Linked DNA regions of Homo sapiens: regions 1, 2, 3, 4, 5 and 6 are each linked to region 7. The links are chromatin loops, found by intact Hi-C in ENCODE. Cell type or tissue: K562. All regions are shown on one strand. Region 1 has its middle 21 kb from the start of LINC01788. Region 2 overlaps PTGER3 (prostaglandin E receptor 3). Region 3 has its middle 170 kb from the start of LINC01788. Region 4 overlaps LINC01788 (long intergenic non-protein coding RNA 1788). Region 5 has its middle 150 kb from the start of ZRANB2-AS1. Region 6 has its middle 120 kb from the start of CTH. Region 7 overlaps ZRANB2-AS1 (ZRANB2 antisense RNA 1).

Region 1 (4,000 bases), 360 kb before region 7:
CATCCTCATCTTCTTTCAGTTTTCATGGAGAACACTTTCAACTCTTCCCCATTTGGTATTATGTTGGCTGTGGGTTTGTCATATATGGCGTTTATTATGTTGAGGTATGGTCCTTCTATGCCTAGTTTGTTGAGTTTTAATCATAAAGAAATGAAAAATTTTACCAAATACTTTTCTTAATCTATTAAGATGATCAAATGGTTTTTGTTTTTAATTCTGTTTATGTGGTGAATCACATTTTTGATTTGCATATGTTGAACCATACTTGTATCCCTGGAATAAAACTCGTTTGATCATGGCATATTATCTTTTTAATTTGCTGTTGGGTTAGATTTGCTAGTATTTTGTTGAGAACTTTTACATCTATGTTCATCAGGCATATTGGCCTGTAATTTTCTTTTTTTGTGTGTGTCCTTGCCTGGTTTTGGTATCAGGGTGATACTGGCTTTATAGTATGAGTTAAGGAGGATTCCTTCCTCCTTGATTTTTTGAAAGAGTTTTAGTAGGAATGGCACCTGTTAGTCTTTGTACATCTGGTAGAATTTAACTGTGAATCTGTCTGTTTTAGGCTTCTTTTCATTGGGATATTTTTTATTATCAATTCAATCTCACTACTCATTATTGATTATTTCAGGATATCTATTAATATTTCTTTTTGGTTCAGTCTTGAGAGGTTTTATGTTTCCAGGAATTTATCTATTTCCTCTAGGTTTTCTAGTTTGTGTGCATTGAGATACTCATAGTAGTCTCTGATGATCTTTTGTATTTCTTGGTATGAGTTGTAATGTTTCCTTTATCATTTCTGATTGTGCTTATTTAAATATTTTCTCTTTTTTTCTTGGCTAATCTAGCTAGCAGTCTATTGATTTTGTTTATCTATTCAAAGAACTAATGTATCTCCCAGGAGCTCTCCGAGTTTCTTGTATCTGGATATCTAAATCTCTAGCAAAACCAAAAAAGTTTTCAATTATTTCCTCAAATAGGTTTTTCAGGTTTTTCTCTTTTCCCTCAGGAATACTTGTGACTCATAGGTTTGTATGCTTTGCATAACCTCATATTTCTTGAAGGTTTTTTTTATTGTTTAAAATTCTTTTTCATTTTTGTTTGACTGGGTTAATTTGAGAGACCTGTTTTCAAGCTCCGAAGTTTTTTATTCTGCTTGATCTGGTCTTTTGTTAAACTTTCAACTATATCTTGTAATTCCTTCAATAAATTTTTCACTTTTAGAAGTTCTGTTATTAAAAAATATGTATCTCTTTAGTAAATTTTTATTCATATCCTGAATTGTTTTTCTGGTTTCTTTGTGTTGGTTTCCAACTTTTTTTTGGATCTCATTGAGCATCCTTATAATTCATATTTTAAATTCTGTATTTGGCATTTCAGAATATTCATTTGATTAGGATCCATTGCTATAGAGCTAGTGTGATCTGTAGGGGTTGTTGTAACACCCTGTGTTTTCATATTGCCAGAATTCTTACACTGGTTCTTTCTCATTTGTGGAATCTTTCATTTCTTACTTTTGAATTTACTTTCATTTGGATGGGACTTTTTTCCCCCTTGAGAGTGTGATTGTAATGTATATTGAGTAGGGTCATTTGGCTTTGCTTCTGGGTGCTTTCATGGGGCCAAGGATCTGTTTGAATTCCTTAGTTATAGATAGCCTTAGTGTGGTGGTTTTCCAAGATTCTGGTTGTAGTAGTGGTGTACTGGGCATGTGAGCAGGCTCACTGCCTCCTGCAGAGACAACGAGGCAGAGGTCTTTGTAGGCTTACTTCGTTCCCCAGTGCCATGCACTTCTGTCAGCACTTATTGTATTGGGTCATGCAGTTCAACCTCTAGGCCAGTAGGTGGTGCTTGGGGGTAAAAGCTGGCTGAGCACTTGTAATTGTGCCAGCAGATGTTGTAATGGGCTCTGCAGGTTGACCTCTGGGGTTGTAGGTGGCACTTACAGGAGAGAAGCAGCTATGGCGGTGGCAATAGGATTTATGTTTGGCCTTTGTTCAAACCAGGAGAAGTATTCGGATGTCTCAGGCAATGGGTGGGCTGTCTGTCCGGTGTTCTACCACTAGGCAGATGGGAGGAGCAAAGCCAGATGGGGCTGTGTTGGGCAAGCCCGTGTCCAGGCTCCCTGTGACAGGCACAAGTGCTGGCTCCAACAGGGGTTAGGTGGCAGCTGTCTTGCAACTGGGACAATTTTTCAGGCTGGTGGAGGCACCTCTACCACGCGAAAGCACCTGCTGAGGAGAGGGGGGATTTGGGGGGAAAGGGACAGCTGGGATTCCACAGCTCACTAGTGGGTGGTAGCACCCATCCAGCTCTCACAGCCTAATCCAGCAGTTCTCCCACTAGCATTTGGCCACTGGCAGCAGGCCGCGACAGCCAGTCCTGTCCCAAGCAGTCTGCCGTTCAGATTGCAAAGCTTCCCCAGGCCCTGAGGTTCCCTGCCCAAGACAGAAGATGCACCCCATGGCACACCCTTCCTGGATCAGTCTCACATAGGATGAGGTGCCCAGCTCCTGCACCGCGGCATGAACACATGCCACACTCTCTTCTTAATTCTGATGGTGGGATCTCCTCCTCCACTCAAGATTAGATTGACAATATCATCCCTTGGCCCCTGGACAGCTTGAGTCCTGGAGTGGGGGGATGTAATCAGGCCAGTGAACTCGTCCTCAGGCCTCCTGGATTCAGGTGCTGGCTGAGATAGGGAAGGGCCAGCTGGTCCCAGATTTCCAGCAGAATACGCAGTCCTGGCAATGGTGGTTGCTGCAGCCTTGCCACCAGGAAAGGCAGGCCCCTTTCTACAGAACAGCCAGGCAAGCAGCTTTGTGGAAGGCAGGCAGGTGTTGATTGTGTGGGTTCACAGCAGTGGCAGGAGTATTTGTCCTTGGTGCATGTGAGAGTGCCCAGCATCTCTTCTCACTCCCTGGCCCAGCAGCCAGCAGGGGCAATAGCAGCCCTAGTACACATACTGAGCCTTGGGGAATGGGCTCCTACAATGGCGCTGTGCTGCAGCTACCCAGTACTCAGAAGCCCGTGGGCTCCACCACGTGAGTTTGAGCAATGCCTCTGCACAATCTCCAGGCAGCTTTCTATGCCAGTCTGGAGGCAGGAGGGTCGATGGGCTCTCCTGTAGCGGCCGTGGAGAGAATGTGGAGCCCCATGGGTCTCTCACTTAGCCCTTCCCTGGGTCTGAGAGCTGCTGCCTTTTAAAATTTACTTAGATGATCTTGACCTCGAAATATATAATCAATGCTATTCTCTTCCATGCTCAAAAAGGCTTTCTTTTGTATACACTCCTTCCATATTAGGTAGGCACTGGAAATTAGGACAAAACTCTTGTTTCACATCTCTTTCGAGGAATATAAAGGCCTGTAATTGGATGAATGCAGCCCAGTATATACAGTGACTTGGATCAACTCTCACATGGGATTGAAGGGGAAGAAAACAAAGAAGATTGTGTATCTACTACACACCAGGAAATAGAAAAGCAGGAAAATTGCCTCAATGTCTGAAACTGAAATTGGTATTATGGTGTGACTGACTCTATGACTGGCAGTGATTAATTTTAGAAAGAGATAGAAACAGGTAAATGTTCTTCATTAGACAAAGTATTCTATTTTTTATAATAGAACTTTCATCTGTAGTTATTCCTTCACTTTATTCTCCCTCAGAAATGGTGTCTTTGTAAGCAAGGATGGTAGCTTGTACATTCTTCCATTTGAAGACTTACAATGCTTTTGTGTAGTTCAAGAGTCATTCTTGTTGGATTTGGGGCTAAATAAGAGTTAGACTCTGAGATTCTCCTGTATTCTTACATTTTTAAATTCAGAGATATAAGGTGAAGAACTAGTAGGATAGTGTTGTTCTTTTCTCTTCCTTTAAAATCAAATCTAGGGAATTGTTTTATTCCTATTATATTTATATTTTCCCAATTCTTCAAGGAATTGTAGCTCTGCATTGGTGTTTCTGCCTTTGAGAAAGCATATGCCTCTTCCGT
Region 2 (4,000 bases), 79 kb before region 7:
CATATATATATATACTGATATGTATATATAGATATACAGTTTCTCTACATCAGATTTTAAACTAATTGGACAAAGATATTTCTCATTGTATGAGAAGTATCTTTGCCAAATAGTCATTATTTTTCTAACTTTTCTAATTATTTTGTTACTTATTACTTTAACAAAAAAACCTTTAATAAACATGCTATGTAAAACTTCATGTGGGCTGAGCATGGTGGCTCACACCTGTAATCCCAGCACTTTGGGGGGTTGAGGCGAGTGGATCACTTAAGGTTAGGAGTTCAAGACCAGCCTGGCCAACATGGTGAAACTCCGTCTCTACTAAAAGTACAAAAATTAGCTGGGAGTGGTGGTGGGTGCCTGTAATCCCAGCTACTCAGGACGCTGAAGCAGGAGAATTGCTTGAACTGGGGAGGCCAAAGTTGCAGTGACCCGAGATCGCACCATTGCACTCCAGCCTGGGCAACAGAGTGAGACTCTGTCTTAAAAACAAACAAATAAACAAACAAAAAGCACTTCTTGTGATTATTCTCCCTGGATGTAGACATTTTTAAACAAGGAAAGTTTAACGTGAAATGACAACAACCACTAACATGAACAACAACATAAAAACAAAAAGCTATCATGTTCACTTATGTTAATCTTGTACATAAATGTTACCTTCGCTGATAATTTACTTAATTAGTAACATCTTTCTAGGTGTCAAACACTACACTAGTGCCAAGAGACCTGTGGAAAAAAATTAAGAAACGAGTCCTCTCCACCATGAATTACAGTTTTGTCACATGGGAAGAGACATATACAATGAAAATATTCAAGGAATAGTACAATACAATAGTCAAAATGAGTACTATGTAACTTCAAAGTTGCAGACAGAGGTAAGGAAAAAACAAAAATACTTAAAGTATTCAAGGCCTAAGGACAAGGTGAGATCTGAACATGTGGGAGGTGGGTAGGTTTTGCATGGACAAAAATTATCGTGAGGTCTTAAAAACAAGAATAGCATCCAAAGGATGGTTGGGGTTGATTCCGTTCATGACATTTAAACCCACAGAGTCAAGAAGCCGGTTTATAGTTGAAATTGAGATTCACATTAAATAGGTAGAAATAAGTCTGGGTAAAGAATCAATCATAGTAAATACTTTCTGAGGATCTATCGTGTAACACTCATTTTATGTACGTTATTACAATTACCCTACAGGTAAGTACTATTATCTTCAATTTATAGATTAATTTATTGAGATGCAATTAACTTTCTCAGAGTCACAGAGCTTGTGAGTGGCACAGCCAGATTTAAATCCAAGTTTGATTCCAAACTCATGCTTCTGTTACCACATCACTTTGTCTTGTAAACAGAATATCACTGCAGCAAATCTTTCATCCCATTGTGCTGTAAGAAGGAACAGTACACCTGGAATTTTAAAAACTTGAACCTGAATTTGAATTCTTACTTATGTTAGGTATGAAAAATCGGTTAAGCCCTTTATAAACTGTACCATCTTTTGTAAAAATAAAATAGTGAATAGATGACAGCTAGTCACACAGGTGAATGAGGAACAGATAGAAGTAACAGAAGAATGGACATTCTTCTGATGTTGGCAAATACTATGTACTCAATAAAATTCACTGAATTTAAACCTAAGTAAAGGGATTGTGTACAGCATCAGCTTTGTGCTAGTTAAGACCATTTTAAATATAGATTTGGAAGAAAATAGTTATAGTTTATAGCTAATTCACAACTGCTTCTGCTATTTAAGAAGGACTCTACTATTGAGTCATTATAGTTGGCAGAAACGATATGTAGTCACAGCATATGATCCTACAGCAAAACTTCTGATACCATATTTTCATCGCTTCCCAAGATGTCCTATAGGTGACAGCATGGCCTTTAGCATGGTACCTAAAGAGGAGACACTCAGTAAATATGTGGTGAATTAAGCAAATGAGGGGACAGAAGAAAGGGAGGAAGAGAAAAAAAAGGACAAGAAGAAGAAAAGCTGATTGAATTTAAAAGCAGGTAACGGCATATCCGTTGAAAACTATTAGATGACTCAAGTATATCTTTTAGAAGTCCACAAAGTTTTTTATTTTAATACAGACAAAATAGATTCTTTTATTTTATAAAAACGTAATAAAGTTTGTTATTCAACAACTGTTATTTATTAATTTTGCCTTTGTATATGCTGCCAGAAAAGAAATATTAAGAAATCCTGACTTGGTCATGGTGAATCAGAAGGCCTACCTGGATTTTTTTATCACTCTAACTGCGCAGCTAATCATTCAACCTCAAATTTGTTTTTTATGACACTCCAAGGATGCCCTTAGCTGCATCACTCCTTTGTCATCAAAAGCTTAGAAATAACAATTAAGCAGATTCCTGAGTTACTAAATGACACATAACTAGAATTGAGACTTAGGAACTTTTAGTTCCATGCTAAGCCCACAGGGACACAACATCTCTAAAACATTAATCATAATTGGGCACAAATATTTTTTGTCACGATTCCCTCCTGCCCTCATTTGCTTTTATATGTCGTTAAGTTCATATCCTATTAATTGAATTATCACTCTCAATATGTTGACTTTTCACCATCATAAGCTTATACTGATTTTTCAAACTCATATTGCAAAAGCAAGCTATCATGAAATGTAAAGATGTCCACTTTGGTTAAGATTCACGTAAAGGTTTGAAGTTGGAGAAAACTCCTGGAACACAGGTCTTTCTTTTCATCACTTTTCCTCCAATCATCATCTGTGAAATTCTTCCCAACTTCTTAAATGCATATTCAAAATCCCATCCAAGAAACCAATCTAATATTCAGAGGCATGGATTATAATAATAAAGTTGATCTCCATGGGTATTACTGACAAAACAATCATTAAAATAAAAAGATAAAAATGAAGAAATAATCCAAATTAAAATATATAATTATCCTTCTCAGGTGGGAAGAAATATGCAAATTCAGGGAAGCAGGAATTGCAATAAAATGTCCAACTCCGTTCTTTCATTATCTGTTAGAATAGAGAGAGAAAGATGCAATAAGCATGGATGGGGATTATTTTTTTTAAATTTTGTGTATGGTGTGAGGAGTAAAATATAAGTAATAAATTTGTTTGCTTTAAACGTTTAAAACATTCTCTTTTGAAGTAATTACATGTGTTTTAGATTTAAAAAAGCAATTGTAGGCACAATAAATGGTCAAATAATCTTGTTGTAAAAACAAGTTTCAATTAGTATATAACTCTAGTCTAAAAAGAAATAAGGAAGAATAGAAGCTGAAATAGCCAGGAAATAGAATATTTTCCTATCAAAACATCAAAGTAGGCCAGACGCGGTGGTTCATGCCTGTAATCCCAGCATTTTGGGAGGCCGAGGCGAGTGGATCATGAGGTCAAGAGATCAAGACCATCCTGGTCAACATGGTGAAACCCCATCTCTACTAATACAAAAATTAGCTGGGTGTGGTGGTGTGCACCTGTAGTCCCAGCTACTTGGGAGGCTGAGGCAGGAGAATCGCTTGAATCTGGGAGGTGGAGGTTGCAGTGAGCCGAGATCATGCCACTGCACTCCAGCCTGTTGACAGAGCGAGACTCCATCTCAAAAAAACATAATTAATTCATTAATTAAAGTATTCTGTTTATTTTTTTAAGATAGTACACAGTGCCAATTAGTATAAAGCAAATTTTTTCACACACGGTTGATGAAATTTTAAATCTAATTATTTTCGCAAACAGTCTGTCTACATGTATCTTTAAAGAACATTAAATATTACACATTACTTATTCCATAAATTCTCCTTATGGTAAAATATATATATATATAAACAGTTTTTTCAAACCTCTGCCTTTCAGTACTTGGGTAATGATACAGTAATATTTTCATCAATGTGGCAAATTTGACCACAAAATTGACCATATGGTTAAGTAAGCTACAGTGTATTATTTAGATAACCTATTACATAAATATTAAAATGGCTTCACAAAGAATTTGCAAATGGTC
Region 3 (4,000 bases), 180 kb before region 7:
ATGGGCTGTCTCAAAAGTCTCTGAAATGCTTTCAAAATTGTTTTCCTATTGTCTCGGCTATTAGCACTTGGCTCCCTTTTATTTATGCAAATTTCTCTAGCAAGTGGTTTCTCTGCAGGCTGCTTGGATTCCTCTCCAGAAAAATGCTTTTTCTTTCCCTGCCACATGGCTAGGCTGAGAAATCTTCTAAACATTTATGCTCTGCTTTCCTTTTAAATATAAATTCAATTTTAAGTCATTTCTTTGCTCTGGTATCTGAACATAGGCTGTTAGAAGAACTCAGACCACATCTTGAACAATTTGCTGCTTAGAAATGTCTTCCTTCAATCTAGATACCTTAGGTTGTCACTCTCAAGTTCAAACTTCCACAGATTCCTAAGGCATGGATACAATACAGCCAAATTCTTTGCTAAGGAATAACAAGGGTGACCTTTGCTCCAGGTCCCAATAATTCCTCATTTCAGTCTGAAATCTCCTCAGCCTGGATTTTATTGTCCATATCACTATCGGCATTTTGGTTACAACCATTTAATGGGTTTCTAAAAATTTGCGAAGTTTACCTCATCTTCCTGTCGTCTTCTTCTGAGATGTCGAAACTCTTCTAACATCTTCTTGTCACCTAGTTCCAAAGCTGCTTCCACATTTTTGGGTATCTATCTTTATAGCAATGCCTCACTTCTAAATATCAATTTTCTGTATTAGGCCATTGTTGCATTACTCTAAAGAAATACCTGAGACTGGGTAATTTATTTTAAAAAAAGGTTCAGTTGGTCCATGGTTCTGCAGGTCACACAAGCATGGTTCTGGCATCTGTTTGGCTTTTGGGGAGGCCTCAGGGAGCTTTTACTCATGGTGGAAGATGAAGTGGGAGAAGGCACTTCACATAACAAAAGCAAGAGCAAGAGAGACAGTAGGGGGTGGGTAGGTGCCACACTTCGCAGCAACCAGATCTCATGAGAACTTGCTCACCATCATGAGGACACCACCAAGCCATGATGGATCTGCCTGGATGAACCAAATACCTCACATCAGGCCCCATCTCCAACACTGGAGATTACAATTCAACATCAGATTTGAGCAGGGACAAATATCCAAACTATATAACTGGAGAAGCCTCTGCCAGAGTTTTGAGATAGGGCTGACAGCAGAGACTATGTCCATGTCGGTATTCCTGGTATTGAGTTCATAACAAATGCTCAAGAAATGCTTGTTGAATTGTTAAGTCATGATTTTTTCACCATGGGCCCCTTGGTGAGAGAACTGAAACCAATGATTAGTCCCAAATCATTTGAGAAGGGTAGAGGAAAGCAAAAATGAGGAGAGCCTGAAGTCACACTAAGAATTTTAATGTGAATGCAAACCTTATTACCTAATGAGCTAGAGGCATACATTAGATGCAGAAATATCAACCTTCCTCTATCCTGAGCTGGACTTGCAATTTTTTTTTAATCTTAGGGCTTTTATAACCTGAAATGGGTACAACTACTAAATCCATATCTAGGGTCATTCAATTTTCAAGGTGCTATTTTAGCTTACCAAAAGTTAAAGTATGCTCTCCCCTCCCACATTCCATTTGAGAAGTCTATCTGTCAGATTAAGATACTTTCATCAAGGTCACTAGACTGCTTGTCAAAAGTCTTTTAACGTCAGTCACTCCAAGAATTATAAATAGCTTTGGCCTCAAACACGATTGTGTTGAGGGAAGGGAGGGAAGAAAAGGAGAAGAAGTGTGACAGTTGACTTTTTAAAAGCCATTGACATATTAAAGCTTTGAATTGCTTTTAAAATTTTTCTTTCCCATGAGTTTGAGGTTTATTGGACACGTTGATCTGAATGGGCACGGGCCTCTGCTGAGAAAGTTGTGGGAGATGGTCGGTGTTTTTCTTGGTTTGTATGTTCATATTGTCCTTCCTGAAATGGTTAGGGGCATTTCTCTTGAAGAACTATTAATAGTCTACATTTTTAAATCTTGTAAACAGTTGTGCATAACTGATGGTGTTTCCCTCTGTAATAGTTACGTATAAGCTTTGTGTCAAAATTTTGCTTGACTTCTTACTAGAGTGAGACATTTTTCAAACTGAATAAAAATAATGACCATTACTGAACACTGACTATGTTCCAGGTACTGGACTAAGCACTGAGCATACAGCTATTGCTCGCAACTTATAATAACAAATGAATAAAATTCTACCTTTGGTCTCCATTTACAGATGACAGAAGTAAGACTTGGAGAAATTAAGTAAGATGACCAAAAGTTAAGTCAGACCTCATTCTATTTGACGCCAAGGTTTGTGTAGCATATATGACATCTAGACCACAAACTCCAATGTATATGAAATAGCTCATTTTTTATAAAATTAACAAAAATTGTTCTCATAGTCTATTTTGCTAGAGTGGTAGAGAATTCAGTTGAAGTCACTACTGGGACTTGCCACACCATAGAGTTGTGCTGAATTCCTAAAGTTAGTTATAGGGAGTGCCACATCATCTGAGATGTAGTCATTGGTCCTTTGTCCACTGGGTACCATTAAGAATCTCTCTGTTCCAGACTGTGTGATCCTTTCCACTAACACATAACACCTCCCTGGGGTGGTATTTTGCTACTGAGAAATGCCTGGGCCCTTGACTTTGACCCTCTTTTTGGTTCAGGAGGCATAGCTCCCTCTTTCCAAGCTTCTGAAAGTATTCTCTCTATCCTGCATCCTCAGGATAATAGTAGCATAGTCTTTTCAAGAAGTTCTAATATGACAAAAAAAAAATCTCTTTTAAGTGTCTTTTGGTTTTCCACCCTGTAAAAATCCTAGAGGCAGAGCAGTTCTAAAATTCCAGTTGTGAGGTAGGAAAATATAGGAAGAATAAATAAGCTAATATTCCACAAATTATTCTGCTATGTGCCTTCTTTCTTTAGGTTTACCAGGTATAGTTTGGTCTGAATAGGTATGGTCCATTGATGGAACATAATGAGCTTTGATTATTGTGTCTTTTCTTTGCAAATCTATTTTCTAGCACCCACTGCCAGAAATGGTTGTATTTCTTAGAAACCATGGTTTATTTTTATTTCATGGGCACGGTGAGTCATATAATAGACTACATTTCCCTTTCTGCAGGTTTTTTGGAGACATTTTGATCAGATATGTGTCTGTGTACTCTGACATTCTTACAACGTATTTTCTAGACTAAATTGTATAAAATTTAGAGAGATTTGTTTTGTTTATTTTATTTTAATTTTCATAGGTTTTTTGGGGGAACAGGTGGTGTTTGGTTACATGAGTAAGTTCTTTAGTGGCGATATGTGAGGTGCTTTTTTTTTTTTTTTGAGACAGAGTCTTGCCCTGTCACCCAGGCTGGAGTGCAATGGCACTATCTCGGCTCACTGCAACCTCTGCCTCCCGAGTTCAAGAGATTCTCCTGCTTCAGCCTCCTGAGTAGCTGGGATTACAGGCACGCACCAGCATGCCTGGCTAATTTTTTGTATCTTTAGCAGAGACAGGGTTTCACCATGTTGGCCAGGAGGGGGTTTTGGTGCTTTTAAAATACTATGTATTATTATATATGTCAGGACCTGGGAGGGAAGATACGTAATGAAAGTGGTCTCTTGTTTGGTCTCTTCTTAAAATTTTAACCTTTCTGTTTTGAAAACATCTAGCTTCCAGATTTTTATGTTTCATAAAGAAATATAGCATTATTACTAATAATAGTACTTGTTTTAGACCTGATGTTACAAATACCAAAAAACAAACATACAAACAAACAAACAAACAAAACTTTGTGTCTCTTTAAGTATTTGTTTTTCTTCAATGGAATTTGGGGAAGAAGGTTGCAGGTCAGACCAAGGAAGTGGAGCTGGGGCCAAACTGCAGCAAGCAGAGCTCAGTGCAGAACTGCATGTACTCACACTTCCTCAGCCCCTAGGCAGAATGGCAGACCTGAGCTTCCCCACCCTTCAGGACCGGAGAGAATTGAATTTATTTCTACTTAAGTTCCAGTAGGTTGCCATGCT
Region 4 (4,000 bases), 300 kb before region 7:
TCCTGATTCTGATTTCCATTTGCTTTGTACATTATTTCTCCATCCGTTTGTTTTTACCATATATTTGTCATTACATGTGAGATGGGTCTCTTGAAGACAGCTGATATGGTTTGTCTCTGTGTCCCCACCCAAATCTCATGTCAAATTGTAATTTCCAATGTTGGAGGAGGGACCTGGTAGGAAGTGATGGGATCATGGGGGTTGTTCTCTTGTTGTTCTCATGATAATGAGTGAGTTCTCATGAGATCTGGTTGTTTAAAAGTGTGTAGCACTTCTTCCTTTGCTCTCTCTCCTGCCACCATGTGAAGACGTTCCTTACTTCCCCTTTGTCTTCTGCCATGATTGTAAGTTTTCCAAGGCTTCCCCAGCCATGCCTCCTGTACAACATGCAGAACTGTGAGTAAATTAGGCCTATTTTCTCCATAAATTACCCAGTCTCATATATGTCTTTATACCAGTGTGAGAATGGACTAATCCAACAGCATACAAGTGGGTCTTGGTTTTTTACCCAGGCTGCCATTCTGTGTCTTTTAATTGGGTCATTAAGCCCATGTATATTTTAGATTAGTATTGATATGTGTGGATTTGATTCTGTCATCATGATGTTAGCTGGTTATTTTGCAGACTTTTTAGTGTGGTTGCTTTATAGTGTCACTGGTCTGTGTACTTCAGTGTGTTTCTGTTATGCCTGGTAACAGTTTTTCCTTTCCATATTTAGTGCTTCCTCAGGAGCTCTTGTAAGGCAGGTCTAGAAGTAACAAATTCCCATATTCCCTCAGCATTTGCTTGTCTGAAAAGGATTTTATTTCTCCTTTGCTTATGAAGCTTAGTTTGGCCAGACATTAAATTCTGGCTTAGAATTTCCATCCTTTAAGAATGTTGAATACTGGTGCCCAGTCTCTTCTGGCTTGTAGGTTTCAGCTAAGTGTTCCACTGTTAGTCTGATGGGCTTCTCTTGTAGGTGACCTGACCATTCTCCCTAGGTGCCTTAAAATTTTTTCTTTCATTTAGACCTTGGAGAATCTGATGATTATGTGTCTTGAGAATGATCTTTTGAAGTATCTGACCAGGGTTCTTGGCATTTCCTGAATTTGAATGTTGGCCTCTCTAGTTAGGCTGGGGAAGTTTTCATGGATGATATCCTGAAATATATTTTCCAAGTTGGTTCCATTCTCAACATTTCTTCCAGGTACACCAATCAGTCATAGATTCAATCTTTGTACATAATCCTTTATTTCTCAGAGATTTTGTTCATTCCTTTTCATTCTTTTATCCTCTATTATTGTTGCCTTTTATTTCAGAAAGCCAGGCTTCAAGCTCTGATATTATTTCCTCTGCTTGGTCTATTCGGTCATAGATTCAATCTTTGTACATAATCCTGTTATTTCTCAGAGATTTTGTTCATTCCTTTCCATTCTTTTTTCCTCTATTCTTGTTCCCTGTCTTTTGTTTCAGAAAGCCAGTCTTCAAGTTCTGAGATTATTTCCTCTGCTTGGTCTATTCTGCTATTAATTCTTGTGATAACATTATTATATTCCTGTAGTGTGTTTTTTCAGCTCTGTCAGGTCAGTTACAGAGCTTTACTGGATATTTTGTCTTTTCTTTACTGGATATTTTGTCTGTCAACTCCTGCAACGTTTTATCATGATTTTTAGTTTCCTTGCATTGGGTTTCAATGTACTCATGGAGCTCAATGAACTTCATTCCTATCCATATTCTGAATTTTATTTCCGTCATTTCAGCCATCTCAGCCTCTGCATAGTTCCAAACACTTGCTGGAGAGGTAATGTGGTCATTTGGAGGAAAGAAGGCACTCTGGCTTTTTGAGCAATTTTTTGCTGATTCTTTCTCATCTTTGTGGGTTTATCTACCTTCAATCTTTGAGGTAACTTGTAGGGAGACCCCCTGAAACTATTGCTATGGAATAAAAGAGGAAATGCTCCTGATTATTGTAAATACAAAATCGCATGCAAGATTGTGTTAAGACAATGCCAGGTTGGACTGCCAGAATGAGCCAACAGCATGTGATGTGCTTCCCCCTGCAGAGAGCCTATGAACGGACTTGCAGTCAGGGAGGTTTCACATCACCAAGATTCCTATCCCAGAAAAGCAGATGTTTGTAGCTCTGGGGATGGAAAGTGACCCTTGTGGAGAGCCTAGAATTGGATGCATGAGGGGCGCCTGTTCATATGGATAAGATAAGGCTATAAACGCCCTCATCTTGCCATGGCTCTTCGAGGCCTCTTTAGGGTTAAGGCATACTCCCTTCTGAGAATTTCTGGTCTAACCGGTTGTCTAGCTTCACATCCTGTTTCTATGGATTGTTTGTAACCAGCTTTTGCTGCAACTGTTACTGCTGATTAATATCTTGCTAGTCATAGGTTACGAGAAGACTGTGTTTCTATTTTAAGACTCTGTTAGAAATTACTGATGCACACACTATATTGTAAATTCTTATCTCTGTATACTGTACTTCTGCATACAGATGTTATGTTAAAGAATTTCTTCATCCTCATGTGACCATCTCACCTCATAATCAAACAACCCTAAATCCCTCACTAACCTACCCCTGCCCTCACTAAACTCAATAATAAATGCTGGTATATCCAGTGCATTGGCGGCATCACGGGACTAGAAGGCGGTGACCCCCCTGGACCCAGCTTTCACTATCTTGTGTGTGTCTATTATTTCTTGACCTGCCGATCCGCCTGGGAACAAAGAAAGAGCCCTGTTGCATTGTGGGCTGCTGGCCAGATCCTGCAATAGTTACTAATCTTTGAATGTTTTTTCTTTTATCCTATTTGATGACCTTGAGGGTGTGATTGTAGTATAAGGTGGATTCAGTTGTCTGGCTTCATTTCTGGGAAATTTTAAGTGGCCAATGCTCAGCCCCCAACTCCTGGGCTACATGCTGTAACTCTGGAGGACTTGTATTGGGTCCTGACTTTGTTGTCTGGCTCCTTGAGGTTTGGAGTCCACCACTCGGGGTGGGGGTGGTGGCAAGATGCAGTAGCTGCAGCAGAGTGCTAGTGGATGCAGTGGTGGCTGGCTCCCTGTGGATGTTAATCACAGTGAGGGAGGCAAGGCAGCTTAGGAGGAAAGCGGAGGTCGGGGGGGCCTGCTGAAGACTGTGTGTGCTGTTGCATGGAAGTGGAGTTGGCTTGGACAAGGTGCTGGCCAGTGCAGGTCTGGGTACCTTCTCTGTGCTCTGCAAGCTGGAGTGATGGCTCAGGGAGGATACCTTGTTCTCTTCCCAGTGTTAGAGCAAGAGCAGGGCACTGGCTGAGGTGGGGTTTGCTGGCTCTGTTCCCATCAAGGCTCCCTCTGCAGTGGCAGTCTGGTGGGGTTGAGAGGTGTACTGCACTCACACATGCTGGTGGAGCAAGTAAAGCAAAACCTGCCCATGCAGACATGCATCAGTAAAGTGATGTGGGGAGTTGCCATGGGATTAGGGGAAGCTGCACTATGGGGAGGGTGCATGTGGGTTGGTATGCAGCCTTAGAAGCTGCCTCTCTGGAGCTCTTCACTGCTCAGGGATGGTCTGCTGGCACAGAAGCCATGGTGTGGATTCTCAGGGAACCCAAGACTGCCCTATAAGAAGTCATGGCCAGGCTGGGGCCCCTAGAGAGGTCAGCAGACCAAGGAGTGCTCAGGTTGAACCAGCCCCATCTGAGGTGCTCCACCGCCCTTCAGAGGTCAAATCTGTCAGTTCCCTTAGGGCTAAAGTCTCCTATGGCAGCAAGTTGAGCCTAGAGGGATGTTCTTCCCTGGCCCTTCTCCACTACAGCCACTCCCACCACCACACCGCAGCCACTCTGCGCTTCACATCAGCTCGCCTGCTGCCCCACCACTTCTCTAAGCAGCTCCTCCTGCCACCTCAATTGTCCATGGTGGTCGAAGGGTTCCCTCCTGTCAGGAATCCAGAGGCCCATGACAAGAGTGGGTTGCTCCTTGCCAGTTCAACTAACCCATTCCCCCAGAGCTGTTGTGGTTCAATAAT
Region 5 (4,000 bases), 150 kb before region 7:
TAAATTTGTTTTCTTATGAAGTTTTGTGACAATCATCATTTTAACTCTGTTTACCAAATAGCATTTTGAGCCTGCAAGTCTGCCAGAAAACTACATTGAATGCCTAGTTTTCTACATGACCTTGGATAGTTTATTATATTTCAGAACACTTTGGTTGTCTGGTATGAAGCGTATTTGGTTTTCTTCTACTCTTGCTGGAGGCAAACTCATTTTTTTTCCCAAAAAGTATGTTACATAATTATTGAACTCCTGGAAGAAAATTAGAATATTTTTAATGAAGTGCTATTATGGATAACAATTCCTGTGGAATTTGATCAAGCCTCACCTTTAGGCAAAAGTATATTTAGTTTACTGTTTGCTTCTTGAAAGTCCTCTCCCCACTCATCCCACCCTATCTCCAGTAGAGGTATGTGAATCCTTATAACAGTCTTAAGGAGTAGACGTTAATTCCATTGTATAGGAGATAAAACTAATACCCAGGGAGTTTAAGTATTGTGCCTGAAATCACACAAAGCTGAATGGCAAAGTTGGGGGGTTAAACCACCTATATCTGACACCAAAATCCAATCTCTTCACCTACAGCATGACTTTCTTAGCATTCCCTTAGTTTTCTCTCAAAGGTTTTCTCTTGACATCTCACTGAGTGGTGGGCTGTTTGATGATTCAAATATAATGGAGTTCTAAGGATATCAATCCCTGCTGTCACCAAATGACTCTCAATTGATTATTGATTTCAATTGATTATTGACATCTCAATACTGAGTTCCCCCCAGCACCAGGAGCAAGAGCATAGCATTTAACAAAAGAAATGACAAATAGGAGAAATTACAAATAATATTTAAGCCACAATTTTTACTCATTCTTTTCTTATTTTCTCAAAATATTTGACAAGTGATAGTCCACACTCTTTGTGTATCAGGATCTCTGGACATTTATAAGGCAAAGTCAGTTGCTGGTCATGAATAGCAACTCAAACAATCCAAGCTTCATGTGGTTAGTATTCTGCCAGCTTGAGGAAACTTGTCTTTGGCTACAAATAAAAGAAAAGTAGTCCCAAAATTTAAGTGGCTGCCTATGATTACTCATTGCCTTTGAATAGTGGTTACTTTTCATGGTATACAACTACAAAATCATTTACATAAAATCCAGTGTAAGAGCTGATTAAATCAGCATCACTTTGTAAACCAAGTGAACAGACACAGAGCTGAAATTCAGACTCCAGATGCTGCAAAAAATAAAAATAAATAAAGATGCTTTAGAATGCCTGGCTCAGTCCCTGATGTGAGATTTCACAAAAACAAGTTTCTGTTTCACAGAAACAACCCATAGCATACTTGCTGAAGAAATTTCAGAGAACAGGAAAGGAATTTGGTCTGACATAATTTTAGGTACAGAAGTGTGATGTTAAGGTAACAGCATAAGCTCTTGTTTTGATTGTGTCTGTTATCACATGTAAGAACTATAGTTTCAAAGCTCAGGCTAAGGTGGTTGCAAAAGAGGTTTAAGCAGTGGACAAACAGTTGTACTAGACCAGGAGAACCAAATAAAACTTTTTCACAGATCCCTAGTGGTTGGTGGCAATGTCTCTGACAACCTGGAGTAAGATTAGGAAGAAGAGTGCTGCAGTGCATATGTGCATGTTGTCTGGTGTAAGATTCCAGCTACTCTTTCTGGGAAAGACTGCCCTTTGCAGTGAAATGATAACATTCCTAAAATTTTAGGAGTTAAAATCTCTTTTCTTCAAAATGATGAAGATAGTAGGATGCATGTATTTTCTCTTTTTTTCAAATGTCCTTACTTAATTAAATTACTAGTTGGCTACTGTTAAGAGTTAACTTGTGTCCCCACAACAGATATTGAAGTCCTAATCCGTAGTATCTATGAATGTGGCCTTATTTGGAAATAGTGGTTTTGCAAATGATCAAGTTTCGAGGAGGACATTAGGGTGGGCCTTAATTCAAGACTGGTGTCCTTATCAAAGGGGGGAAATTTGGACACAGAGACAGATGTATACAAAGAGGAAGATGATGTGAACACACAGGGATAATGCCATCTACAGGTCAAGAAATGCCTAGGAATGCCAGAAAACTACCAGAAGCTAAGAGAAGCATTGGAACAGATTATCCCTCCCAGTCCTCAGTAGAGACCAGCCATGCTGACTCCTTGATCTCAAACTTACAGCCTCTGGAGCTGTGAGACAGTAAATTTCCATTCAGCCTCCCAGCTTGTGGTAAATTGTTACAGCAGCCCTAGGAAGCTAATACAGCCTTCTTAGGTCAAATTCTTATTTTTGTTTTTATTTGTTTTGCTTTTTGAAATTCTACTAGTTCTTAAAATCACAGAGTCTGAAAACCCTTATCAGGGGTGGCTGCAAGGTCCCATCCAACCCTAAGATTTTATGATATTTTACACTGCAACAGCTCTTTTCTAATTTTTTGACTAGGCGTTAGTGTTCCTCCAGGACTGGAGCTTTTCAGACTCTCCTTGACATAGCAGAGTACAAACAAGCACAACATTTAGGTGTTTCAGACCCAAACCTCAGAAAATATCCCACAATATGGCTTGATACTCTAAATGCGGACGCTGGATTTCTTTCCCTGTAGTTTGAGTAGGAGTAAAACTCTAGGCACTCCTTGTATAGGATGTAAAAGTAAGTTAGATGTGCCTCCACCCATGGATCCGATGAGGAACGGTGTTTCTCAGAAGCTTAGGGATAAGTGCCTGAGGTCTGTGGAATGCCTCTTCCTTTTTATATTTGTATTATCAAACAGCCCACCACTCAGCGATCTTGAGACCCCGTTCCCCTTTCCTTTGTCCTCCCAGGCAAGCTACATAAGAGGAGGTTAGGGACAGTGAGGTATGTTTTATCTGATTATGCTAGAATGCACTGGTGTCACATTTCCATTGCTTGAAGGGGTTGAAGTGTTCTTTAGCTTGAAGAAAATCTAACCGGCAATCCATTCACTCATTTATTCATTTGTGAATTCATTCAATGAATAGTAAAAAAGAGGAGTTCTAAGGATATCAATCCCTGCTGTCACCAAATGACTCTGTAACTACAATAACCACTAAGTGATGAGAACCTCTACCCTCGTTGAATAGAGGAGAACACATGGGATCAAATAATTGAACCACAGCTGATGGTCCTGTAGCTGATGAATGTCAGCAACTTGACCTCAGTTCTTTATGACTCCCACGTGTCTGCTGTTTCCATTCTATCAAGCTGCCTGCCGGTACAACCCACCAAACTGGCATATATCATAGTATCATAAGACATGTCTCCCCTTCAGGAGCTCATTTCTTCCAGTCCTCTTTGCCTCCAGCCAAGGTCCATCACTTCACAAAAACCTGGTTAAAAGCTCACCTGCTCCAGGAATGTTTCCTGGTTTCCACCTTTACTCAGTCAACCCTTCAGCACCTAGAACTTAAATTGTGAAATAAGTTTGTTTGTTTGTTTTGCATTTATTGAGATGCTGTGCTGTTATTGACTTCAACATGTTTTTGTTTGATTTGTATCTCCCTAAAATATCATCAGTTCTTCAAAGAAAAAGGCTGCATTTCCTTGTTTCTAGTCCCAACCTTTCTGCCAAGGAGCTATACTACTTAATCTATTTGAACATATCACTTAATGTATTTGAACATGTGGTCCTCACTGATTTAAAAAAAAAAGTGAGGGTTGGGGAGTGGGTAATTGGAAAGAAGGTCTCTATGGATATTTTTTACCTTAATAGTGTGTATTTAGTGTCTCCTATGCATCCCAGTCCTTTGCTGGCTCTGGGAATTGTCCATTTGAGCCTTGTTGCCCAGCATCCTCATGTGAGGGGAACTGTGGTCTTATCAAGAAGGACTTCTCCTACATCCCTGCTGGGCAACCCAGGCCAATTCTACTGAGTATGAACTTGAGCAACACACACTGATGTCCATCTTGGTCTTCCTGTTTTTCTCCTTTCCCCTTTTCTTTGGTATTCAGCCATAACTACAACTCCAGATCAAGGTGGTA
Region 6 (4,000 bases), 520 kb before region 7:
CAGGACTTCAAAAATCAGAATACAAAATACATTGCTCTGCACTTGAGGAAACCTAGATCCCAAAGGTGAGATTGCATTTTCCACCTCCTACAACAAGATCTAACAACAAAAACTGAAAGAACTAGGTGGAGAAGCTTCCTGGATGCTTTTTCTCTGAAAATAATAAAGTTTAGTATTTGGTTTTGTTTCGTTTGATCTCCCCCTGAAGGATGTTGCTGAGGCATGTATGTTGAGTTTGACTGGCCTGAAGAGTTTTTGGGAGTGAAGGGAATAGTTGACTCTGGCAGACAAAGAAGAAAGTTGATATTAGGTTTAAACATCGGATGCCTCAAACATTATTTAGCTCTAAACCTGGCAGCTTGTCCTTTCTCCAAGTTAAGTAACAGTACCAATGTCTGCTTGTTTCTGCTGAAATCTTTCTTCATGGGGATTTCTTCTGTGTTTGTGTTAGAAATTTGCATTGTGTTTAACCTGAGAAGTAATTCCCATAGGAGGTTTAAGATAGATATATTTGATAAATAAACTTTAAGGCAGTAGAGTTTTCTATGCTAGTTAAATTGAAATGTTTCAGTTGTGTTTTTAGCTTATTTCTTTCTCTAACAAAATTTGACCATCTAATTTTTCCCATTGTTTGGATATCAAATACCCATAATAAGATATGTCAGTTGTATAAGAAGAGGGAGCTTAGTTTATTATAAAGTGAGACTTTTTTCTTTTCACACATTTCTAGCAAGAAGCAACTTGGCCTGCTAAACGCATACAGCAGGAGAAACGAGGACTTCTCTGCTGGGCTTGAAAACATTACAATGGATGTGTCAGGACTGTAGGCCTGGTGATTCAGTCCTTACTGCAGCAAATTTTATTGACAGTGTGATCCTCATGCCTTGGCCTCCCAAAGTGCTGGGATTACAGGTGTGAGCCATTGGGCCCTGCCAGGATTTGTTAATTTTTTGATTTCTCAACTAGTGTTGGCAAGCTTGGAGTGGAAAGTATAAACTTTCAATTTTGTATTATAAAATCTTGTTTTTATCAGTAGCACTCTCATGTCTTGGTTTCACTATTTACTTTGTCTCAGAAGCCCTAGATTGGGGCAGCTTGCTTCTTGACTGACATGCACAATGTCAAAGGATATGACACCAGTCTGTCAGCAGAGCTCTAGCAGCTACCTCAACACCGTGACCATGTCTGCAGAGAATGCTCCAGCCTTGCCTGCTCATACACGTTAGTAACATGATACAGTCTTTTCCATCTGTACAGAAGAGCTAGAATATTCCACCAAAGTTGTGAAACATGAATCTAGCAAAAACAAACAAAAAAGAAGACAAAACACAAACCATAAACCTTGTGTGGTCTGGAAAAGGGAGAGGGGTTGGTGAGGTAGAGATAGAGCTGAACATGTGTGAAAGTCTCTGAGGAGGAGCCCTGTGTGCTCTCTGAATGAGGGGGATAGAATCCCAGGAAGTATGAGCATCTGTCCTGTAATCAATTTCTGCCTGAAACCACACAAGGAGGTGTTTCATGATATCATGAGGATCCTATGCCGCTAAGAAAGAAGGACCATAAAATACAGCGTCAAAGGGAAAATGGTCTGTTGGAATTTTGATTGCCCTGAGGGGTGGCATGGAAGAGCTGCCAGTTTTTCCCATGTCCTTGAGAAGGGCACAGCTTTTAGGAGAGAGAGAGACAGAGAGTCCTGGTGGACCTGCGAAAGTCTCATATTCTTGATGAGAGACACATAGAGGAAAAAGGTGTGGACCGTAAGACCAGAGATGTGTGGGAAGGGAAGGAACTCAGTGAATGCTTGTGTGGACCGTCTTCTGAGCACTGAGTGCGATCATAGTCTCACTAGATGGCAGCAGAGTGTAGGTCCCAGGATATGAAGGGACGATCGGCTATCTCCCCTTTACCCCCAACCCCACATTTCCCACCACTGCTCCTTGCCATGACCCTTCTTCAGGAACTTCTATGCCATCTCTGGGAGAAAGGCAGAACGTGACCAACTAAATTGTTGTGTTTAAGCTGGAATGAATGAGTTTACTCTTAAAGCGGTACAATTTTGTTTTCTGCTTTTGAATGTATCCTGCGGCACCACCAACTCTTAGAATTGTGTAACGTCTAATTCCTTAATAAATTCCCCACTTTATATCACTCATGGAGGTTCTGATTCTCTAATTGAACCCTGATGGTTCTAGGAGTTGAGGTTTGTAATGGTTCCATGAGAACAAAATCTTAAGGATGGTTATTGTGAATTGGTTCTGGATTATCTGGAATGGGTTCTTGGATGAGATTAAATTTATAGGCAGTAATAACTGTGTTTGCATTGGTAAGGAGGACACTTGCTTATAGCATGCAATGGCAAAGCAGTTACTTATCATCTGCAGCCACCTGTAATCCAATGCCAGTATAAGGCAAAACTTTCATTTTGAGCAGTCATAGACAGCTTCAGGTCCTTTCTCTTTAGGTGGGGAATTTAAAATCCTGAGCTTATAATTTTTTCCCTGAAGTTCTCCAGCTCCTCTGGAAGCAGCTAAGTCACTCCTTTATACTCTGTATATTAGGGTGAGCAACGACCCTCGTTTGTCTACAACTGAGGGGGTTCTTCAGATGCTAAAACTGAGTAAGTCCCAGGTAAACGGGGATGAGTTGGTCACCTAACTTATATTCACTGAATTGTTTTATGACAGCATTGACTTGATTAGAGAAATCAGAGCCTTTGAGGACTTGGCAGATGCAGGGACGATGATTCATACCATGTCCCCTCTTAATTTGTATCTTCAGCCTGTTCAGAAGACAGCCAGAGCTTGGAGAATAAAATTGGATCACTGTAAACTTAACCTGTTGGTAACTCCAATTACAGCTATTTTTCTGGAGGAGATTTTGTTATTGGAGAAAACACTTTGTCCGGCACTTGGTATGCAATTATTGACCTAGTGAATATTTTTTCTTTATACTTGTTAATAAAGACCATCAAAACCAATTTGCTTTGAGTTAGCACCTTCACTATCCTACACCAATTACCTATATCCGCTCTCCAGCCTTTTATCATCATTAGATCGATAAACTGTTTCCGTAAAGGACGAGATAATAGAATTTTAGGCTCTGCAGGCCTCATAAACTTTACCTCATTTTCCTCCTCCTCCTTTATGTCCTCCTTCTTTTCCTTCTTCTGAATGCTTTAAAAGTGTAAAAACTGGCCGGGCATGGTGGCTCACACCTGTAATCCCAGCACTTTGGGAGGCTGAGGCAGGCAGAACACCTGAGGTCAGGAGTTCAATACCAGCCTGGCCAACATGGTGAAACATCATCTCTATTAAAAAAAAAAAGTGTAGTCTGGAAGCTGGCAGCCTTCTCAGTCGTCAGACTGGCGCTAGTGACATGGGAGTGGCTAATGCATCCTCTTGCCGTTCCCGGTGTTTGGGCCCTGCCTGTGACGGTGGGAAAAGAAAATGGCCTTGCTGTGCTACAACTGGGGCTGCGGTCAGCGCTTCGATCCTGAGACCGATTCCGATGATGCTTGCACATACCACCCAGGTGTTCCAGTCTTTTATGATGCATTAAAGGGTTGGTCTTGCTGTAAGAGAAAAACAACGGATTTTTCTGATTTCTTAAGCATTGTAGGCTGTACCAAAGGTAGACATAATAGTGAGAAGCCACCTGAGCCAGTCAAACCTGAAGTCAAGACTACTGAGAAGAAGGAACTATCTGAATTGAAACCCAAATTTCAGGAACACATAATTCAAGCCCCTAAGCCAGTAGAAGCAATAAAAATGCCAAGCCCAGATGAACCAATGACAAATTTGGAATTAAAAATATCTGCCTCTCTAAAACAAGCTCTTGATAAACTGTCATCAGGGAATGAAGAAGAAAGAAGAAGACAATGATGAAATTAAGACTGGGACCTCATGTAAGAATAGAGGGTGTTCAAAGACATATTGGGGTCTAGAAAGTCTAGAAGAAGTCTGTGTATATCATTCTGGAGTACCTATTTTCCATGAGGGAA
Region 7 (4,000 bases):
CTGATCGCCTGGGTTGGGAAGCCCCAGACGGTCTCCTCTGAAACGCCCTGCTCCTGGCCGGACCGGGAGCCCACTGGGGTCTCCTCCAGTTCTCCGCTAAAGTGTCGGTGGACGGCAAGCAGCTAATAAGTAGCACTGGACTTGCGGACCCCAGGCAAACTGCCGAGGCGCACCTGAGCGCTCGTCCTCCTGCTTCTTCAACCACAAACGCTCCTACAGGGACGGGATCCTTCTCCTGAAGTCCTTTAGTAACTCTGGTAAAGTGAAAATCGCCTGTCCTTAAGCAATCCACACAAGCCTTTGCATAGCTGATCGTTAACTTTTTTCCTTTCTGCTTTGTGACTCTAGAGTGATTATAAAAAGGCCAAGGTGTCCTGTCCCCTGGGGTGCCGCTGAAAACTATAAAATTACTAGACAGTGCCTGTAGACTTAAGGGAATAGACACAGGGAAACAAATACATCGGATGGTTGAATTCCAAGACCAAGAAATCCCAACTACTACCCCTCGCCTAATCCTGCCCGCTCCCCTCCCCACCACCCAACAAAAAGGTCAGCTATGGCAAAAGTGGCTACAGGAAGGTGGCATCAATTTGCATATCTGAGGTAGTGAAATCAACTGCTCCCAGCCTATGGGAGTGAGAGGGGAGCAGAAGAGAAAGGTATTCCTTACAAAGCCTCCAACCATCCTTCTTATCTTCATACAATAAGAACTAGAAAAGGTATTCAGATGTTATGAAGGCCTTAATCTATATGGAAACTTTGCCTTTGAAATAATAAACATTGAATGAAAATAGGCATACTTGCTTGCCTCGTAACATCTTTCAGTAAGCCAATATTTTATGTACTTCTCACAAGCATTTTCTCATTTTATCACAGAAATCCTCCAAGGTACTATTGCTATTATTATTTCCCTTAAAGGTGGGGTAACTGAGGCCCCATGAAGTTAAAGAATGTTCCTGAAGTCTCTCAGCAATTCTCAAGTCCCATCTTATTTGAAGCATGTATTCCTGACATGGGTCCCATAACTGCTCTCAGCAGATGAATATTAACGGTGAGATCATCTTCCCCTAATCTTGGGAAAGTCTTGTGTTTTTTGCTTTTTGCCTTTTTACACTGTCTAAGAGATGAAAAGATTTTTAAAAATAATTGCAAAGTTCATTTTTCCTCATATTTAAGAAATTAGACTTAATCATATAGCACTCTAAAGACCATTATTTTGATTGACACAGATCAACTTTCAGAACAAGCCCAATCAGTTTTGCCTTTCCTAGCTTAGCTGATGTTCTGTATGGGTGTTCTTAACTTTTAAATTACTGTTAAGAGGTAAGAATGGGATATGTCCCTCTGCATACTTTATGTGCTGTTGTCTTGATTCTGTATGAGAGTTTGAAAAAATATCACTATAACATTATATGTTTTTTAAAGAAGGAAAAGCAAGAATGCAACTTAAACTCCATTTTAATAAGATGCATTAATCACAACATGAATTTCATTTTGTGTTTTGCTGTCATTTAAAAATGTTTTGCACTTTTGCGTTTTACTGACTAAAATGTCACGTTTACAATGGGAACAACAGCTAGGAAGGGTGAAATGGTTTGATTCTAAAATCTTCCGTAAACTTTTGTCTTATTATTTTGAATTAATCTCAAACCTGTATTTGGGATAGTATTTTTCTAGCCTAATATCATTTGAAAATAAAATAATATTTGAGGTTATTCTTAGACAAAGCTTTATCCAAAGCATTTGGATGAAAGTGGCTATCAAGTTTATACCATCTATAGTTAGTAAAATTCTAGTGTAATTCAATATTTAAAATTTAAGACCATATCACCATTCACACAGCAAAGGAAGCAAGGCTTATCTTTTTCCAGTTACATCAAAAACTATTCTCATTTTTATTCACAAATATTTGACTTCTTTGAAACTTTTACTTCTCCCACTGAAGTGCTTGCTGTAGCCAATTGGACTTGATAAGCATGGTAAGCGTCGGGGCATGTATTAGTAAAGAATTGTTAGCCTCTCACTAACCTCTATGCCAATGAACAAAATGTGTTGCATTTCAGATAATTTGGGTATTTCTCTTCTTTCAGCACTTTGCTTCATCCTATATTGTCTGCCTTTAGCTATTCACCTTGTAAACAAGTGACTGTGAGGTTTTGTGGAGTAACAGTGTGAAGCTGGCAGTTGGATTCTGGTTGGTACTTTCTGGTCAGTTACTACGGATATAGTGTGAATTGTGTTGGTCTGAAACAACACCACCCTCTAGTGACCAAAAGGCTAATAACATGCTTTATGCTGTTTTAAAGAGAATTTCCATAGGGCCAATGGATGCTTTGCTTAGGGAATCTCTGATTTCTTTCCTAGAGATCTACTTATCAGTACATAATTGTGGTCACTTTGTTTTCCTTTGAGGTTACAAATTGGCAACTTTGTTTAACAGTCAATAAACCAGTAGAGGATTAAACTGAAAGACCAGATATTCATTTTTTTTTAATTTAAAGTATATATTCACCTATTATGTTTTCAATGAAATTCTAACCTGGACATGTTTTAAATTCACAGATTACTTAATTGTACCCTACAGCTTAAAATGTATAATGTATGTCAATATTTAGCTAGTGATGATGAATTTATTTTGCTATTTACTTCTATTAAACATCTATTTAAAAATCTTAAATATGGATACAAAATAAGATTAATAATGAGTCACATGATCAGCCTTTGATTGCCTCACTATGGATGGAAAATATCTGAAAGTCTTTCTTCATGGAGCCAACCAGTAATTTTAGTTTATATTTTAGTCATTCATTCATTCAATAACCATTCATTGAGCACCCAATCTATGTCAGACACTGTTTCAGTCATTAGGGATACAAAAGCAATACATAACAGTGCCTATATTCATGGGGTTTATATTTTAGTGCAAAATTACTGATTCTAAGTGCCAAATAACAGGAGAAACACTGATCCCATGGCTTTTGTCTTCTCAGAATGATTGTCATGGAAGTACAGTGCAATGTAGACTTAACATTTAAACATCAATCAATGTAATTACTGTATCAAAATAAAAGCAATGCCTAGAAGTCTTTGCTAGATCAAAGAGTCCCTTTCTATGAATGCCTTTTCTGCTGTCTTTTCTTCCTATTCTTTACATGCCTGTTTTTTTTAATTGAAAACTGGACATTGTAATATATTGTAATGACTCTGGAGTCTACCGGGTTTTTTTCCCTGAGTATTATCTATTTTATGTTTGTTTGCTCTGTTTGACAGTTAACTTGTCCGGATTCAAACTGCCAATATTGCCTCCCATGGGGCATGCTGCTCTTGGTATCTCTGCTTCATTCTCATGGTTTTCCATGCTCTTTTAGCTTGGCTTCCTAGAGATTGATTTCCCTATGCCTGTGTAATTTGCTGGTCAGTTAGCAATGGAGATCACCTTCTGTGTGGGTTCCTTGATTCTAGGGATTCTCCTCTTATTTGCAGCTACTCTGCCAGCTTAGGGCTATTCCCTGACATTTAAAGTTTCTGAAGCTTCAGCTTTCTCCCACCCAAAGTACACACAGCACAGGGAGGAATACATCCCCTTAAGTAAAGCATCAAAGTAATCAAAGTAGATGTATTCTTGAATAATGGTTTTTGTGTGTGTTTTGTTTTTTTTTTTTTTTTTTTTTTTTTTTAGACGGAGTCTCACTCTGTCATCCAGGTTGGATGCAGTGGTGCAATCTTGGCTCACTGCAAGCGCCGCTTCCCAGATTCTCGCCATTCTCCTGCCTCAGCCTCCCAAGTAGCTGGGACTACAGGCGCCCACCACCACGCCTGGCTAATTTTTTGTATTTTTAGTAGAGACAGGGTTTCACCATGTTAGCCAGGATGGTCTCGATTTCCTAACATCATGATCCTCCCACTTTGACCTCCCAAAGTGCTGGGACTAGATTTCTATCTGGTCTTTGCTTGCTTTTTCCTCAGGCTTCATGTGGTCTCCTTCACTCATGCAGAGTTT

The links. Peaks named below come from ENCODE experiments on the same cell type or tissue, not always from the same donor. Only the 100,000 strongest peaks of a DNase experiment are listed, where the experiment ranks them.
Region 1: it touches region 7 in a loop (6-fold over the local background); 93 of 110 quality-filtered maps call a loop at or near these places.
Region 2: a loop joins it to region 7, with 9 times the contacts of the local background. A loop is called at or near these places in 2 of 110 quality-filtered maps.
Region 3: it touches region 7 in a loop (3-fold over the local background); 6 of 110 quality-filtered maps call a loop at or near these places.
Region 4: a loop joins it to region 7, with 2.7 times the contacts of the local background. A loop is called at or near these places in 8 of 110 quality-filtered maps.
Region 5: a loop joins it to region 7, with 4 times the contacts of the local background. A loop is called at or near these places in 2 of 110 quality-filtered maps.
Region 6: a loop joins it to region 7, with 8 times the contacts of the local background. A loop is called at or near these places in 79 of 110 quality-filtered maps.

The regions. Positions count from the first base shown.
Region 1 is chr1:70,683,639-70,687,638 of GRCh38, forward strand. No RefSeq gene overlaps it. Among named protein-coding and RNA genes, the nearest start is that of LINC01788, 21 kb to the right of the region's middle. RefSeq lists a silencer at 1,760-1,809 and an enhancer at 2,010-2,069. In K562, a CTCF peak has its summit at 1,848 (motif pointing right); a DNase peak (open chromatin) is centred at 1,853.
Region 2 is chr1:70,968,722-70,972,721 of GRCh38, forward strand. It overlaps PTGER3 (prostaglandin E receptor 3), which reads right to left. Exons shown (of 4, transcript NM_198719.2): 4 at 2,061-3,012. The coding sequence ends at 3,009. Among named protein-coding and RNA genes, the nearest start is that of ZRANB2-AS1, 76 kb to the right of the region's middle. In K562, a CTCF peak has its summit at 1,887; no DNase peak of the experiment used is centred here.
Region 3 is chr1:70,870,350-70,874,349 of GRCh38, forward strand. It overlaps a transcript of PTGER3 not described here. Among named protein-coding and RNA genes, the nearest start is that of LINC01788, 170 kb to the left of the region's middle. In K562, no CTCF peak of the experiment used is centred here; no DNase peak of the experiment used is centred here.
Region 4 is chr1:70,749,709-70,753,708 of GRCh38, forward strand. All of the region lies in intron 5 of LINC01788 (long intergenic non-protein coding RNA 1788), which reads left to right. Among named protein-coding and RNA genes, the nearest start is that of LINC01788, 45 kb to the left of the region's middle. In K562, no CTCF peak of the experiment used is centred here; a DNase peak (open chromatin) is centred at 2,143.
Region 5 is chr1:70,894,344-70,898,343 of GRCh38, forward strand. It overlaps a transcript of PTGER3 not described here. Among named protein-coding and RNA genes, the nearest start is that of ZRANB2-AS1, 150 kb to the right of the region's middle. In K562, a CTCF peak has its summit at 2,057 (motif pointing left); no DNase peak of the experiment used is centred here.
Region 6 is chr1:70,527,080-70,531,079 of GRCh38, forward strand. It overlaps the pseudogene CHORDC1P5. Among named protein-coding and RNA genes, the nearest start is that of CTH, 120 kb to the left of the region's middle. RefSeq lists an enhancer at 1,605-2,106. In K562, a CTCF peak has its summit at 1,842 (motif pointing right); a DNase peak (open chromatin) is centred at 1,862.
Region 7 is chr1:71,047,938-71,051,937 of GRCh38, forward strand. ZRANB2-AS1 (ZRANB2 antisense RNA 1) reads left to right here. Exons shown (of 3, transcript NR_038420.1): 2 at 877-1,051. Among named protein-coding and RNA genes, the nearest start is that of PTGER3, 2.1 kb to the left of the region's middle. In K562, a CTCF peak has its summit at 2,262 (motif pointing left); a DNase peak (open chromatin) is centred at 2,264; H3K4me3 peaks cover 375 bases.